Regions from separate parts of the Mus musculus genome. Here region 1 is linked to region 2. The links are chromatin loops, found by intact Hi-C in ENCODE. Cell type or tissue: heart. All regions are shown on one strand. Each heading gives the region's core, and the rest is flanking DNA. Links, peaks and the distances in the headings are about the cores only.

Evidence for each region. Peaks named below come from ENCODE experiments on the same cell type or tissue, not always from the same donor. Only the 100,000 strongest peaks of a DNase experiment are listed, where the experiment ranks them.
Region 1: it touches region 2 in a loop (2.8-fold over the local background); 7 of 42 quality-filtered maps call a loop at or near these places.

Annotation. Positions count from the first base shown.
Region 1 is chr1:77,980,131-77,988,461 of GRCm38, reverse strand. No RefSeq gene overlaps it. Among named protein-coding and RNA genes, the nearest start is that of Gm26263, 86 kb to the right of the region's middle. In heart, for the core only: no CTCF peak of the experiment used is centred there; no DNase peak of the experiment used is centred there; H3K27me3 peaks cover 311 bases.
Region 2 is chr1:78,212,798-78,221,128 of GRCm38, reverse strand. Gm2102 (predicted gene 2102) reads left to right here and starts at 2,859. Exons shown (of 2, transcript NM_001378660.1): 1 at 2,859-2,937; 2 at 3,373-6,165. The coding sequence starts at 3,488. The coding sequence ends at 4,540. In heart, for the core only: a CTCF peak has its summit at 3,702; no DNase peak of the experiment used is centred there; H3K4me3 peaks cover 2,889 bases; H3K27ac peaks cover 711 bases; H3K27me3 peaks cover 7,499 bases.

The sequences.
Region 1 (8,331 bases), core at 36-8,035, 230 kb after region 2:
ATTTAATACAAAGTCCATACCCTCAAAAAAAAAAAAAAAAAGAGTTGCATTTGAAGAACGGAGAGACAACCAATAGCACAGGAAGAAGGTTGATGGGGGATGGGCTCTGTAAGAAAGTAAGACACCATGAGAGCATGAAGCAAACTGGACAGCTCAAGATGCCTGGGCATGCTGATGGCGGTCCTAGAGGAATTAAAAACACACAGGGATGAAGATGGGGGAGGATGTTCTCGGCAGTGTGAATATCTTGACTATGGTCCCTGGAGTGGGAAGATGAGTGAGAAGGATTGTTGGAACCAAGGGGTATATTATTACTGTATATAACTGTATATAACTGTATATAACTGTATATAACTGTATATAACTGTATATAACTGTATATAACTGTATATAACTGTATATAACTGTATATAACTGTTTATAACTGTATATAACTGTATATAACTGTCAGCCGGGATTCTGAGGTCATCCTTTCTGAGGCTGGGGTGGAGACAAAGAAACAAGAGCTAGATTTGGCTTCTAAAGTCCTCTAAAAGAGATTTGCTGAGACTTCCAGGACAAAGGTGTAGTAGAGACAAAGGCAGGAAGATAAATCTTACCAGACTGTAACTTTCTACTGCATTATGAGTAGGAAACAAAATGGCTCAAAAGCAACCATTGGGACTGCAGTGGTTTAAATGTTCCCTTTCAGAATCTGTGGAGAGAACTCTCCTCTCACTATTAGAATACTATAGTCACCTGTCAGCCATTGTGCCAGTGTTTTCGCTGTAAGTTCTCCCCTCTCCTGACCTCTGTCTTCTGTTTGCTCACCTGTCACATGGTAGCACAGTATAGAGCCCCTCCCTCATCAAATGCTTCCACATTGCTCTTGACCTTCCCAGCCACCAGGAGCCCGAGCCAAATAATTGTCTATTGTTTATGCTTTAGCAGGTCTGTGGTATCACATCTGAACAGCAGAACACATATTTAGACAGCAAGCAAGCAGAATGAGGCAATGACTTGGCTGTGGGAAGGGTCAGAGATGCCAGGATGGGACCAGCACAGAGTGTTCCTGCTGCTCTCAGGGCACCACATGCTACAGGCAGGACTGCTTCCACAGGATGCTGCTCTCACTCTTACCAAGTCTGCTTGTTGGTCCTTCCATTATTGATGCCCCTAGGGGCTCTTCGCTTGCCTCACTGTGTACGTTTCTGCCATCTTGTTCCTCATCCCTCAACCCTCGTCAGAGCAGCTTCTTACAGTCAATGGCAGTTAAGACGAGATCCAAAGCTGGTCAACATGCAGAAAATACGAGATTTCAAAGCTCTGAATTGGGTGTCTATATTGTCCCCTCAAAGTTCAGAGATAATTATAGAAGAGCAGGTGAACGAATTTTAAGAGCCAGAGGCATTGGATATCTACAAAGAATAAGTATTTGCCAGATGTGACAGCGCTGTGCTTTGACATGATGTCTCTGTCTCTCTGTCCTGCCTCTATCTCTGTCTCTCTATCTCTGTATCTTTGTCTCTGTCTGTCTATCTGTTTTTCTTTCTCTCTCTCTCTCTCTCGCTCTCTCTCTCTCCTATACACACACACACACAGAGGGAGGGGGAGAGAGAGAGGAAGGAGAGAGGAAGGGGAGAGAGAGAGAGCGAGAGAGAGAGAGAGAGAGAGAGAGAGGGAGAGAGAGAGAGAGAGAGAGAGGGAGAGAGAGAGAGAGAGGAAAAAACCTTGGGTGCATGTTAAGATTAACACAAGCTATAATCCCAGCATGAGTTGGGGAGAGACTCATGAAGTCTACCCTGGCTGAGGAGCTATTGTTGATTTATAGCCACTGGTGGAAGGAACGCCAGTTTTTTGATCTTAGACTACCCCCCGAATTCCCTTCTATCTGGACCATCAGTGTGGAATCCAGTAGCATCATCCAGATACTCGCTGAGGTCAAGACACAAGACATTGTTCAAAAACAAAGCAAAACAAATATCATGTTCTTTTTTAAATTGTCTGTGGCTCCTAGATTCTATTTGGTCACACACAATGCTATAATAATGTCTGTGCATAAGGAAGTGAAAGTTGAAGTGGAATTCTCTAGATGGTCAAAGGGAACGGATGGGAGGATGAGGTGGGGGGTCAGGTTAATAGGAGAATATGTTCAGCATAAAGCTATACCACTATGAAGATCGATAAATAAAAGAGAGAGAGATGTGCCACAGGGAGACTGGGGTAGGATGCTGCTATTAGACTGGGATTCTGTTTCTTCATCTTGTATATATCTGAACCAGATCCAGGGCAACTTTAATCCTTCTGGGTATCCCTTAACTGTAGCATCAGTCAGATAACCTGCTCTCTCCATCTCTGTTATGGTCAGGACTGGGTAAGTAGCAAGAGATAAATGTTCCCCCAAGTAACCCTCGCAGGATGGCATTCATCTCAGGTGCACATGGCATAGAAGTGAGGGGAGGTAAAGTGTGAAGGCCCATGCTCCCTCCAGAGGGCAGACCACCCAGCTATTCTGAGCATTTGTACAGAAAGGCTAATAATCTACAATACACACACACACACACACACACACACACATATGTATATGTGTATATATAATCACATTGAGTTTAAGGTTAGTCTGCTTACATCCAGTAAAAGAGATAAGCCCTGAGGAAGAATAAAGTCGGCCATCTGATTGCTTAGAATACCGAGATTCATAAATTTGTATGGTTTGGCCCAACTTTAAAACTTTACATCTGCAAAGTTAAGAAATAAAACCCCAAAGCATGTGGGGCCTGAGAGCCAGCTCAGTAAGGAAAGGTGTGAGCTGCCAAGCCTCATGGCTACAGTCCTCTAACCTGGACCACACAGTGGAAGGGAGGGAGTCCCATATGGTGATGGGAAAGAACCAGCTCCCATGAGCTGCCTTTGACCTCTATGCATGTGCCATGGCATATACAAACCTATACACTTAAACACACACATGTACCTCAAATAAAATAGTTGTTAAAGTAATTATGTCATTGTTAAATAAGGGGGAAATGTTATCGAGAAGTACAAGAAAACAAAAATTACGAGGATAATGTGCGTTAAGAGCCCTCAAATACCCTCGATCAGGTACCCACAGAATAAATGGTACCTCCCTGGTGTTTGTTGAATTCAAATACAAACTCATAAATCACAAACGACAGGAGGAGAACGAATGCTTAAGATCCGGACATCCGAGGATGTTCAAAAGGAATGGAAAAACAAGAGCCATCAAACGCGCCACGGCTATGAGGTCAACCCCTTGAAGTCGACTTTAGGAAAAGCCTTGATCCCTGAGCCCTGGACAGATGCTGTGACTACTTCCACTTCCTTCGGGACAAACAATTAACATCCAAGCATCTCTTGTTCTGCATCCAATCAGAACCACCTAAAGGATTTAAACTATCATGGAGCACAGTGCTGTGGAGCTGCTGGCTGGCTGGAGGGGTCTCATAAATGTCACCGGGAGGACTCCTAGCAATCGGGAAGACAAGAGACAAAAATAATAACAGTAATTCTTTACTCTCACATAGCATCTTTCATCTGAAGGGCTCAAAGGCTCAACGTATTTTACAGATGTTGTAGCCATTAAAATGTATACAGCAGACATTATTCTCCGTGGATTACAGATGGGGAGGGGACCGTAATCCTGTCACTCAGACTAAAACTGGAATAAACATCTAATTATCCTTGAGAGGAATTCTTTCTAAATGCAGCCCCCTCTTTTTGCAGTTTCTTATCGCTTCTGAGTGGACAAGACAGGTCTCTTCATTGGGCCTGGTATATCTGCTGCCAGCATCCGAATACTGAAACGAGATCAGATCAGAATCTTTGTCCCAGACGAAACATATTTAACCTCTCAAATCTTTCTTCAGAGGCCCAATCTGTCTCATTCTTACAACCTGGAGGTGGTTTTCAACTACAGTAACTGAAACCAGGGCAGGATGCTGCTACTTTTAGGATAGGGCAATGACTTCTAGTTCCCTTGTCCAAAATATTGTTTCTTTTTCTTTCTTTCTTTCTTTCTTTCTTTCTTTCTTTCTTTCTTTCTTTCTTTCTTTCTTTCTTTCCTTCCTTCCTTCCTTCCTTCCTTCCTTCCTTCCTTCCTTCCTTCCTTCCTTCCTTCCTCCTTCCTTCCTCCCTCCCTCCCTCCCTCCCTCCCTCCCTCCCTCCCTCCCTCTTTCTTTCTTTCTTTCTTTCTTTCTTTCTTCCTTCCTTCCTTCCTTCCTTCCTTCCTTCCTTTCTTTCTTTCTTTCTTTCTTTCTTTCTTTCTTTCTTTCTTTCTTTCTTTCTTTCTTTCTTCTTTTTTCTGCTTTGATGTAGCAATTACACCTTTTCATTTTGTTTCTGTCTGGTTTTGCTTGACAGTAGTACTAGGGTAAAGTCCAAAACTTTACTCAACACTGGGCTAGCATATGAGCTACAGCCCTACCCCTTACATTTCTTTAAAAGGTGAAAAATGAAAAATAAAGAAATGATATTAATCGAGAGAAAAACCTCTTCCATCTCATGATAATAGCTATTTTTGCATTTACTGTTTTTCTTCATCCACCTTAACCTCGTGCCGGAGGGGTGAGGTGCGGCTCTGTATTTTCTAGTATGTAAATAGCTTTTGAGATCGCTGCAGAAGTGTCCTCTACTGATTTTTTTGGGAAAGAAGCACCATGATTTGAGGCACATAATAAGGTGCGAATCTGTGATGCAATTGCTCAGCTTAGGAGAGAACAGATCTGTCTCCACTATCCCCCTTCTGCTCTGAGAATGTTTTGTTAAACATCTTTTCATTCAAAGTTTTTTTTTTGTTTGTTTGTTTTTGTTTGTTTTGTTTTTGTTTTTCACTGCAAGGACTTTCAATAAGAGTCTTAAAAATCTATTTTTAAACAGCCTCTCAGGTGGTAAGTAGTGAGTTAAAAGTCTCAGTGTCTATATCAATCCTACTATACTCTACTTAGGACCAACTTTTCTCATTGTTTGAATTAGTCCAATGTTAGTCTTGCTTTTAGAATTGAGTACAAATGTCCTCCTTAGCCCTACCCCCCTGTTTCCTCTCCTTAGCAGACTAAATGCATTCTCCTTTTAGGGAACCTACGCTTGACTAAAGGATGATATCTAAATCTAAGCTAGATTAATGGAATCTCGATATGAAGCTAGCCACTATTCACTCTTGTGCTTACAGAACTTCTCTTGCCTGTGCGTTCAGACCACCACTTTATTCTTTAAGATGTCCTTGTAAGGTAAATAAGAAATACTATTAATAGGTTGTAAAGCGAATACAAGGCTTGGTGTCCTGGCTGAGACCCAGGACTGATGCAGTGAATGGTGCTGCTCCGTTTTCTAAGACCTCTCCTCTAAGTCTCAAAGCCACTGCTGCAGGCATTGGATCAACCTTATTCGAATTCCCCAGGCATTATTGCCTTTCTTTCTGCTGTTCTTAATATTTGTATGATTATTTATCCTGTGCTCAGAGAGCGGTGGAAAAAAATCATTTAAGCCAGTTGTTTGGCAATATCTAGGAGAGGAGAAAGCAGTCGTGAATTTAATCTGTTCTTAGAACTAAAGTGATTTTCATACATGTCAAAAGAGTCAAACTAGTTTGTGCACGCACTCCCCACCTCAGACAGACTGCTTGTTGAGGGCGATATATTTCAGCTAGCTCCGGTATCTTTGGAACCTTATTTATAATAAAGCTCTTGGGAAAAAAAAAAAAAAAAACATGGGCAGAGACTAGAATTCCTCACTCTGCCCTGCTGATAGGTTTCTCTTCTTTCCCACTCATAGCAGGACTTTTCACGATCTCTGTACATCTCAGTATGGAGATTCAGATTCAGTCTCTGTCTCTTTTTGTCCATCGCATGGCCATCAAGCTTACAAAGTCAGTAACTTTGTAAGCTGGCGTTCCTCCAGGGACCCTTGGAACCAGGGTGTCTTGTCCTGGAAATCTTTTTCTTTGGCCCTTAATGATCCTTTGTCCCCTTTTCAGAGTAGGGACAAATTTAAAACCACAGCTGGAAGGAGAGGGATTTTTTTGGATAAAATGTAGTTTTGAAAGTTTTGGAATCAAATGCAGTTTTTGGAACACAGCTAAACAGCTCACCAGAGCTAGGTTGTGGGGTCCCTGGAGGTACGCTCTCCTGTGCAGCCTGAGTTGGTCATGTCTATTTAGGGCAAAATGCGGGAGAAAGTCGTTGTAAGGGCAAACTCGACTTGGCAAATTAAAAAAAAAAAAAAAATTGGACGGGATTCGTTAGTAGAAACGCAGCAGATTATTAAACAATGAAACCTTTTCAAGTGAGAGATAAAGTAATAGAAGGTGGCAGGGGAGAGGCAGGAATGTAAAGAGAAAAATATCAGGGGCAGACCCTGATAAGATCTTCAGGAATCTGAGACAGATGGGGTGCTGGCTTGTTGTGCTGTCTTTTTTGCTCAGGACTGAGTTCTGGAACTTTCCAGTAACTTCTGCTGTGACACAGACCCCACCCTGTTCCTCTCCTTTTCCCATCTTATCCTGCAATGGGGTGGGGGTGGGGGTGGGGGGTGGGTTCCTATTCCTGACACCTTTGGTTGCTGAGAGGCTAAGACCACATTCTTGTCTGGCCTGTTTGACCACCTGAGAGTCATTAAGCAGTCTCTCCTCTGGTTCCAAAATTCTGTTTTCCTGGAACATCTTGTTGAACTGGAAGGTCCAGGCAGTTGAGAAACCACTACTCACACCTGAACAAATCAGTCTGTTTTTTTCCTGAAGTGTAGTACACGCTTGCCTCCTGGCACCCGCTCAGGTAAATGGCAGATCCAATCATCTGGCTGAAGCAGACCGTGGTGAGGTCATTATCCTGAAGCACTCTGTTAGGAATCTCAGGGAACCAAGGACTGCTAGTCTAATTAGGCAAGCAGTTCACGAGGAAGAGGCCAGAAGAAGAAGAGATTTGAGGGTTATCCAAAATATGTTTAGAAAAGGCCAGTCTACCAGCAAAGGGGGGGGGGGGTGTCTCCCAAATAAAGAGAAGTTCTGGAATATTAAACCTTTTTACGACATATAAGCAGAGACAGAGACAGAGAGAGAGGAGAGAGTCAGATGGAGAGAGGGAAAGGAGAGTCAGAGAGATGGAGACAGACAGAGAGAGAGAGAGAGAGAGAGAGAGAGAGAGAGAGAGAGAGAGAAAGACAAATTTCCTCATTGGCATAAAGTGGTACCTCTTAAAGCCAATGGCAAGTGCATGAAGTGTTACTCTGGGCCTTGGCACTCTTGCTGGGAGTATCTCCAAAAAGACCCAGTCCTCCATCAAGAAGCAGATGTACACGGGAACAAGACAAGAAGGTAGTTGTGTTTTGGTCTGGCCTAATCTCACTCACTTAAGAATGCTAAGATTTAAGCCAAACTTGTTAGCTGGTGATCTTCCAGCTAGTTGGAAGGCTGAGGCAGGAGGATCCCAGCCACAAAGCCATCCTTGACAGTCTGGTAGCCTGGGTAACTTACTGAGACCTTACCTCAAAATAAAACTTGAAAATAGGATTGAGGGTGTAACTCAGCTGTAAAGAGTTTGCCTGGTATGCTCAAGGCCCTAATTACAGCAAAGATTTCCCAGTGCCAGTTCACTCTTTGCCTCTGTCTGCCCTTCTCCAAACAAGGCCACGTGTCCCTGCCCCAGATCAGAGACTAGGCTCCTGAGTGCTGACTCGCCCATCTTTTTTCTCTTGTCAAAAAAGAAAATGTCCATGTCATTAACAGTCTGTGCTTTTTGACATTTTTTATTGGCTATGTTATGTATTTACATTTCAAATGTTATCCTCCTCCCAGGTTTCCCTTGAAACCCCTCCTATCGCCTTCCCCTTCCCCCTGCTTCTATGAGGGTGCTCCCCAACCAACTACCCACTCCAGCCTCACCTCCTTAGCATTCCCCTGTGCTGGGGTCTAAGCCTCTATAGGACCAAGGGATTACTAGATAAGGCATCCTTTGCTACATAGCAGCTGGAGCCATGGATCCCTCCATGTGTACTCTTTGGTTGAAGGAGTTTGCAACCCCATAGGAAGAACAGCAACCAGGCCCCCACCCCCACCCCCCCCAAGAGCTCCCGGCTTTTTGACATTTTCAACTTTAGATGATATATGATTGATATTGAGAACATTAGTTTATTCTGGGGGTAAAAGTTTAGGTTAAGGTAAGACCAACACAGGTTTGGCTTTGGGCAGACATAGAGGTATAATTGCTTAGAGTAACCTAAATCATGAGCCTTAACCCCAGTGATCATCTCTTTGATTCTCTTTCCTTCCTCCCCTCCTCCTCCTCCCCTCTTCTTTTCTCTCTCCCTCCCGTTCTTTCCCTCCTTAGCCCACTTTATCCTCCT
Region 2 (8,331 bases), core at 272-8,271:
TATGCAAGATATCTGATATGTGACACCCCCAAAGGGGTTTCGACCCACAGGTTGAGAACAGCTTCCCTAAATCCTTTGTCAAGACAGAGGCTTGTGAAACCAGAATATTCATTATGGGGGCATGGAAGAGACCATGGACAAGAGATTTTTGAGGCCATGGTTGTTTCCCATCTACTTGGTTCCTCAAAAATTAAATAATCCAGCAAATAATAGTATTTGATATGTTCAAGATATGAACAGGATTCTGGTAAACCCAATTCAAAAGCTGGCACGCATATTGAGCTATTTGGTGATGACTTAAGGTCCAGTTCAGCAGTTTTCTTCCCAGGAAAATTCCAGGTCCCAGCATGACCACACTTTTATGTTTACTCTTGCAGACAATATGGCTGGCACTGGGCTTCATGGTTCCTTAGGTCAGGTGCCTGTGGCCTACCAAACACTTTCTGGATGTTACAGACCTTCCTCATTGACCCAAGGAAGTCCTTACACAACACCTTTATGAGTCCTAAGGATGAACATCTCTTCTGAAGATATAAAATAATTGGGATGCTGTGTTCCCATCAAAATGGTATCACAATGGGGGTGGTAGTTTGTGCCTGTGATTCTAATACTTGGGAGGCTGAAACAGGAGGATTGCTGTGTTGGGCACTAGTGAGTTCCAGGCCAGCCTGAGTTATAGTTTGGGATACGTGCCCAAAACAAAACAAACCAAACCCCAAAAACCTATCCAAACATAGTAAATTCTGTCATTGTTAACCAAAGTCCTGTAATTGTTGACAGAAAGTATGGGCCAGTCTTATACCCGTGTCTTTCAAAGATTGTTCCGTACTTTGGGACCTAAATCATCATGAGCTACACAGGAGACATGGTCACAGCCTGATAAATGCCTTGGCAACGCTGTTTGCTTACATTGGATAAGAGCTGGAAGATCTGGTTCAGAGCTCAAGTAAAGCAAATCTGTGGTCTTTGTATCAGCCAGGGATGCTTTGTTTCTGGTGGTGGAGGGGAAGTTTTGATGGTCACAGCTGGAATGCTTCACTATTGACTTCAAATGAGTAATGGCCAAAGACACCACTTCACATTGGTCATCATTGAATGGCACCTGCAGTAAACACTTATCCAGCCCAAAATGTCAGTAGCGCTGGTGTGAGAAAGCCTGGTGTAAGATGAAAATCACGACAGGCTATAGCTGCAAAGCTTATGTGCTTTGCCCAAACACATCTTATGTTCCTATGTCCTAACACACAGGTCTTCGGGGTTCTTACGTGAAGGATTGTGCACCTTCGGCATGATGCTGGCTGGGTGAAGAGGGCTGTACAGATGCAAATTAGCCCTCTTGCTTCTGTGCACCTCCCTGAGACACTCTTTCAAGGTCTGAGCAGTGTGGTAAGCATAGCACACACCTAATCAGAACTTAAAGATCCCGGTGTGAAACTGTGTGAGACACACATGCGAAAAGTAGACACCTGAGGAGCAGAAAGACTTCTAAAGCTCCAGTTAGCTTTGAGTCAGTCTGCAACCTTTCAAAGCCAGGGGATAATCTTTTTGTCCCCTGATCCTGACCTCTCATTACTGTCCCCATCACAGATATCTAAAAGCAATATTGCCCCAAATAATAATTAGAAAACTGGAAACTAGAAAGTTAACATTTTAAAACAAGTTTAACACAAGGCCTTACATTTAAGACATAGTACACTCCCTATTCACATAGAGTAAAAATATACTTATTTTCAAATGCTCCAGGAATGTCATAGTTGTTTAGAATCCCCCCACCCCAGAAACTTATTTTCTTTTGTTTTATGTTTGGAGGCATTCTCATGTACACCTGGCCCCAAACTCCATATGTAGCTGATGATGCTTTGAATCTCTAATCTCCTGCCTCCACCTCCCAAATGCTCGAATTACAGGCTGCTGGGGGTGCCATTGGGGTTGTGTGCCAGCACTCTCCCAAATGACCAATCAAGCTGCATCCCCAGCCTTTTCATCAGGCTCCTGTTGACTCTTCCAGGGTTTCTTTCTGTCCTCTCCCTTTACTGTGCTTCCCAGTCATCATGATTTGGTTTGTTTGTTTCAGCTATTTCCCACGGAAACGTGTGATCTTCAGAGACAGGGTAGAAGTTGCAGTGTTCCTATGGTCAGGAAGAAGGAAGAGGGAAGAGAAGAGAAAAAAATTTTACAAAGCCATCTTTCTCCCCCTTCTTTACCGACTGGGGAGACAAGTGGCCATTTTCCTCCTCACAGGGCAGAGGAGGGGGCACCTGGAGAGACCAGGAAAGGAGAAGTTAAGAATATCTAAATATCACCAAGGCAGGCTGTACCCAAACCCTTCTGTACCTTACTGTACTGAGCTACATCTTGTTGACTTGTCCCTGTGGATTTCTATTCCCTAAACCTTGGCGTTTTCATTAGGTCGAGAGTTTTGTGCTCTCTGCATCCTGATGATTAAAGTTAAAGTGGGCACATGAAGGAGGAGATGGGCGAGGCTAGCAGCTGCGTTGAAACTGGGCTTTTCAGTGTGTGAATTTCCTTGCCAACTACTTTCTCTCCCTCTCTCTGCCTCTGTAACCGCCTGGTACTAGAAACAGCTGCATCTACAGTGGTCATCGCCAGGAAAACAGCTGGACTCTGCTCCCAATCTGTCTTCTCTCCTTAAACTCAGGAAGCAACATTTCCAAGGAAGAAAGGGGAATTATCCAGTTCCCAAATTTCCTCCAAAGGGGGGAAATGCCCTTCTCTGCTTCCACTCTGAGATGAGCCCTGCACCGCCGCCTGGGCCCTGCTAATAAAAGTGCAAAGCGTAAATGGCTTGGGAATTATTGGCTTTCGCCCTTGGACTGAGACATGAGATCACGATTTTCAGTCGGGGAAGGAACCGCCTCTGCCAGGCTGCCGAGGCCGCCGCTTCCCCTCCCTGCGCGGGTCCTGCATTACATCACGGTGAGCACTTGCTGGTAGGGGGGAGAGGAGACTTCTCCTGGGACCTAGCCCCAGACAAGGAAGGAGAAATCAGATAAAAAGGAGGGGTGGGAGGAGTGATGTTGAGGAAGTGGAAAAAGGAAAAAGCAGGTCCCAGTAGCACACCATCTTTAGAGGCTGTGTGTACAGGCAAAACGGAGCAGCCTAAAGCAGCCGCACCCCCTAGTACGTTCCTGCAACACTTCCAAGCCCACCTGAACCCCAATTTTTAAGTCCAACATAAACGGATACAGAAAGTTGTCAGGATACCTAGGTAGAGAGGATTAAGGGTGCCTCAGTCAGGCCCCCTGGACTTGGAAGGACTAAGAGCATCCGCACTGGGGTGGGGTGGGGTGGGGTGGGTGGACCAGAGGGCCGGGCGGGGGCGCAGCAGCCAGCGATTACCTCCCCTGCCAGGCGACAGCAGTCAGAGGGGGGAGGCAGAAGCGCCTCCTCCCCGCCCTGAGCCCGGGCGGCAGCTTAGGGGGAGGACGGTGCCTCACCTAGCCCCCGATGAGGGGCGTATCATGCCATGGCAGCGCCTGCGAACGATAGCGGCGGCAGCACCCAGAGCAGGAGCAGCAGTCCCGGGAGCCGAGACGGAGTTGGGGGTACTGCGGCTGGAGCTCGCGACGACGGGGACACGGGAGTCCGGGACGCTGCTGCGAGCGTCTCCAGCCTCCCTCCGCTCGAGGACTACGAGTGCAAAATCTGCTATAACTACTTCGACGCGGACCGGCGCGCCCCCAAGCTGCTGGCATGCCTGCACACCTTCTGCCAGGAGTGCTTGAGCCAGCTGCAGCTCCGCGCTGCCGCCGCCTCCAGCGCGGTCCCTGAGCGCGCGCCGCGCCCGCCACCCTGGCACGGCCCGCCCGGCGCCATCGCGTGCCCGGTGTGCCGCCACCGCACGCCGCTGCCGGACAGCCGCGTTCACGGCCTGCCCAACAACACCAAGCTCGCTGAGGCCTTCCCGCTGGCTCTGCGCGCCGCACAAGATCCGCTGCCCCAGGACCGCCTCCCGCCGCTGGCCTCCCGCCGCCCCGCGCCCACCGCCGCCCCGCCGCCAATCCCCGCCCCGCAGCCGCCGCAGCCGGCGCCACCACCCGCCGAGGACGCCGCCCCGGGATCTCGGGGCCGCCCTGGTCTCCGCGCCCCGGGCGCCTACGAGAGCTGTCAGAACTGCAAGCGGGCGGCGCTCACCGCCGGCTGCGTGTGCGTGGTCTTCTCATTCCTCTCCATGGTGGTGCTGCTGTTCACCGGTCTCATCTTCGTCAACCACTACGGCGGTGGCGGTGGCGGCGGCGGCAGCGGCAGCGGCGGCGGCGGGGGTGGGGGATCCCCGAGCAGCGGTTCGTCCCCCGGCCCCGCCCCAGCTACCGGATCGCCCTCGCCCTCGCCCGTGGGACCCATCTGCCTGTCCGTGGCTAGCATCTTAGCGCTCTTCTCCGTGGTGGTCACCTGGATCATCTGCTGGCTCAAGTACCGGCCCGAGGGGGCGGCCGCGGGCTCCGCTGGAAGCGGCGGCAGTGGTTCGAGGGCGCGGGCAGCCGCAGCTCTGGGCAGCGCCCGGAGGAGCGATACGTAGGGGAAAGTCACACCCGGCTCCTGGTGCGTCGCCTACTCTCAGCGTCCCCATAGGATCCAGTTTTGGATTCAGTGAGCTGGGGTTTCTCCCCACTTCGTCTGTTACCGCGGACCACTGAATCACTGCGGAGCCTCAGTTTCCCTCCTCTTGGTCTTTCTGTTCCCTATTTCCTTTACCTTCGGTGAGAGGGAAACAGAAGAGAAAGGGATGCTGGTGTGTGGGGGGATCCCGTTTACCCAAACCTCTGCTTTATGCGTCACTCCCACGCTGGCCAAAGTGTGTGACTGTCCCTACCCCATAGCCTGAGGATGTGCAGAAAGCGGATTCCTGGAGCCTAGGACTTGGGCGCTCATTTAGGAGTACCGCGCGCGCGCTTCTCCGCAACAGTTGTGAATGGACTTGAGTCCTCTGAAGGAAAAATGAATAAGATGTAAACTCAAATCTCAGAGATCCCGGGAGGACAGAGACTGATGAACAGTCCGTATCCACGCGCCTAGAGTTGAGCGTCAGGCTAGACCTTGCCCTAGCCGGCGTCTGTGCGGAGCTGGGCAGGTGCTCAGCGGGCATGCGCGTCCAGGGCAGTCTCAGATCTCCCTCAAGCGCGCACTCGCTGGTGATCCGCTGCTTTCCGCCTGGTGGCTGGAGCCAAGCCCAGAAGTCCCATCTCCTGGAGGCTTGCGGTTGTTTTATTCACAGTGTTACTGCCAGGCAATCATTTTCATCTTCTGTAACCGGACTCGACTCAGGGAGCTTAAAGAGCCTGACCTCCCTTCTCTCAAAACTGACTGACTGTTGCCCCCGCCTGGAAGACACTGAAAGCTATTTATTCAGAGTATAAACTATAAGCTTCCCCTTTTCCCGTGACACTCCCCCACCCCCAATTTCACTAAAAATAATTTATTTTTGAATATATAAATCTGGAAGTTTTGCACATTAAGGTCTCCAGAAGTTGTTTTGAGCGGTGTCACTTCTCTCTTACCTCTGACCCAAACACATTTCAAAACAGTAAGCAGAAAATCAAGGTGTGTTAGTAATTCAAGATTTTATACTGTGAAACAATAACTTTCAACTACATGAAAACACATATAATAACGCCCAAAGATAAAATGAAAGTGTTGCTGCCTCTGGTTATCAAGATAATGTACATTTAGAATATTTTGAGTTTAACTTTCTGTTGCCACGGAATCACTGGAATATCCACACTAAATAGGAAAAAAAAATACATGTCGACCTGATTTTGAGACTAAAGGAATGGTTTGTGAGTGTGTACAGCACCTGATGGGATTGCCTTTTTAAAAGAAAAAAACCATGGATCTAAAATGTATTTTGTGTGAAAACAAATGCCTCATTCCACCTTTTGGAAATTGGGAAAAGATGGTTTTCATGCTGTGAAAAGAAAAGTCACTGATGCCCCTGGGGGTGTGCTGTTCTTCCTCGTGTATTATGAAGCCTGCATGATGCCTCTGTATTAACTATCTCCAGTGAAGCATTTATATCTATCACATGAGTGGGCTAATTTATTGGTTATCAAAAGTAGCATGGCTTCGATATTAGGAACCACAATATGGTGTGTTATATGTCTATGCTGTCTTAATAAAAACAGGAAGTGTTTATAGAAAATAAGACATCCTGGGCTTTGGTACATTTTTATCTCCTGATGAAGCTCTTTGCAGAGTCCCCTATTCCTTGGGGACATGTTTCCGTCCAAATTCCCGACTGCAGATTTTGATTGAGCATCGGAGAGAAAAATCACTCACAAATGAGAGTGTAGCTGGTTACGATGGGCATTTTTTGTATTTCTGAGCTTTTTAAAAAAAGACATCTTTTTTTTTTTTTTTTTTATCTGTATGGGTGAGTGTATGTCTGTGCAATGTGTGTTTTCCTGGTGCCTGTGGAGGCCAGAAGGAGGCCTTGGATCCCCTGGAACTGGAGTTACAGACCAAGTGTGAGAAAGCATGGGGGCTGTGACAGTTTACTGGGACTCTAAACCTTGGTCCTCCAATGAGTTTAACCATTGAGACTCATATCTAGCTTCTGAGCTTTAATAAGACCCCCTGAAGAACTCTCCTGAACGCCACCCTAACTGTTTAGTCCCCTTTAACAGGCACAAAACCTAGACTCTGACATCACACTGCTGTTGGTTTCTGTGACCAGTGTCTTGTCCCAAATAAGAGTCATATTTCGGAGGTGAGTTGTGACTTACGTACTCCAAACAACTCGTGCTGCTTTCATATTTACTTTTATGTTTTATTCACCCTTACCTCCTGTGTAGACATTCTGTCTACAATCACTGTGACAAAAATGCATCCACACACGTACATGTGTGTGTGTATGTACATACATGACACATGCACACTGGTAACAGACCTTGGCTTTGTGGGTGTGGCCATTTGTACACAAACATGTGTTTGTCATTTCATTCCCCTCAACTGGCAGCCTACATGTCTGCCTAGAGTTACTTGGAGACCAGCTGGCTTCTTACTTATAGCTCACTTATGATCCACAGAATCGAACCAGCGATGTGGGCTGAACGGTTTCTCATACAGGAGAAGTGCATCTTGGGAGTTGCCTCCTTCACAATAAGAGCCACATTTTGCCCCCCCCCTCCGCATTGCACATGTAAATTTCTTTTGGAAACTGAGTTAGAATTGCTGAAAATCAAATAGATGCCATTTGTAGCTCAGCCCAAAGAGAGATTTTTTTTTTCCACCTTGGCTGACCTTGCTTTGGTTGCTAATTTTTAACTTTCTTACCAGAAGCAGAGGGTTGGTAAAATGAGGTGATAAAAACAAACAAACAAACAAACAAAAAACAACAAGCCGGGCGTGGTGGCACACGCCTTTAATTCCAGCACTTGTGAGGCAGAGGCAGGCAGATTTCTGAGTTCCAGGCCAGCCTAGTCTACAAAGTGAGTTCCAGGACAGCCAGGGCTACAGAGAAACCCTGTCTTGAACCACCCCCCCCCAAAAAAAACAAAACAAAACAAACAAACAAAAAAACAAAACAAAAAAAAACCAAAACATTTGTCTGCTCCTCTTCCATTTTGCAGATTTGATTAAACCATTCACCCAGAATCCTTTGTTACTTTTATACTCATATATATCTTTTATCGACCCTTTCCTTACCTTCACTACAGAGATTGTAATTAGTATAGCAAGAATTCATCTCCACTGTGCAAACCAATATGTATGCCTTTTGTGTTGTTTGTTTTGTTGTTGTCTTTTTTGAGATAGGGTTTCTTTGTCTAGAATCCCTGGCTGTCCTAGACCTTGCCTCTAACTCACAGAAATCCACCTACCTCTGCTTCCTGAGTGCTGGAATCAAAGGTGTGTGCCATCATGCCTGTATTAGATACGTCTTAAACATCTACACTACTAACAGAACTTAGCTTCCACTTATGGAAAAGCCTGGCACAACAACACCTTAGACAAAGCAGGGGTTTGGAAATATCTTCATTGTCTAGAGGGCTTCTGGGATGACAGGAAGTACCTTGCCATGGCAGTTCTCTCCTCAGCATCTTAGAGGAGACTGAGTCAGTCTTGGGTTGGGTACAGCTCCATCTTCAGAGTAGGAAGGTCCAGCAAAATGAAATCTAGTCTATCTTGCACAGCCTTTTGGAAACTGGAAGACCTCCTGACTCCAGACACATGATCTCCTGCGGCCAGCTGATAGGTCTGGAGGATTGCTTTCACCTTATTTGGAAAGACCTTGGGATATCATCTGACCTCTTTGAACCTCAGGCTCTTCAACAGTAAAATTTGAGGAGAAGTTAAAGAGTCACCCACCCCTGC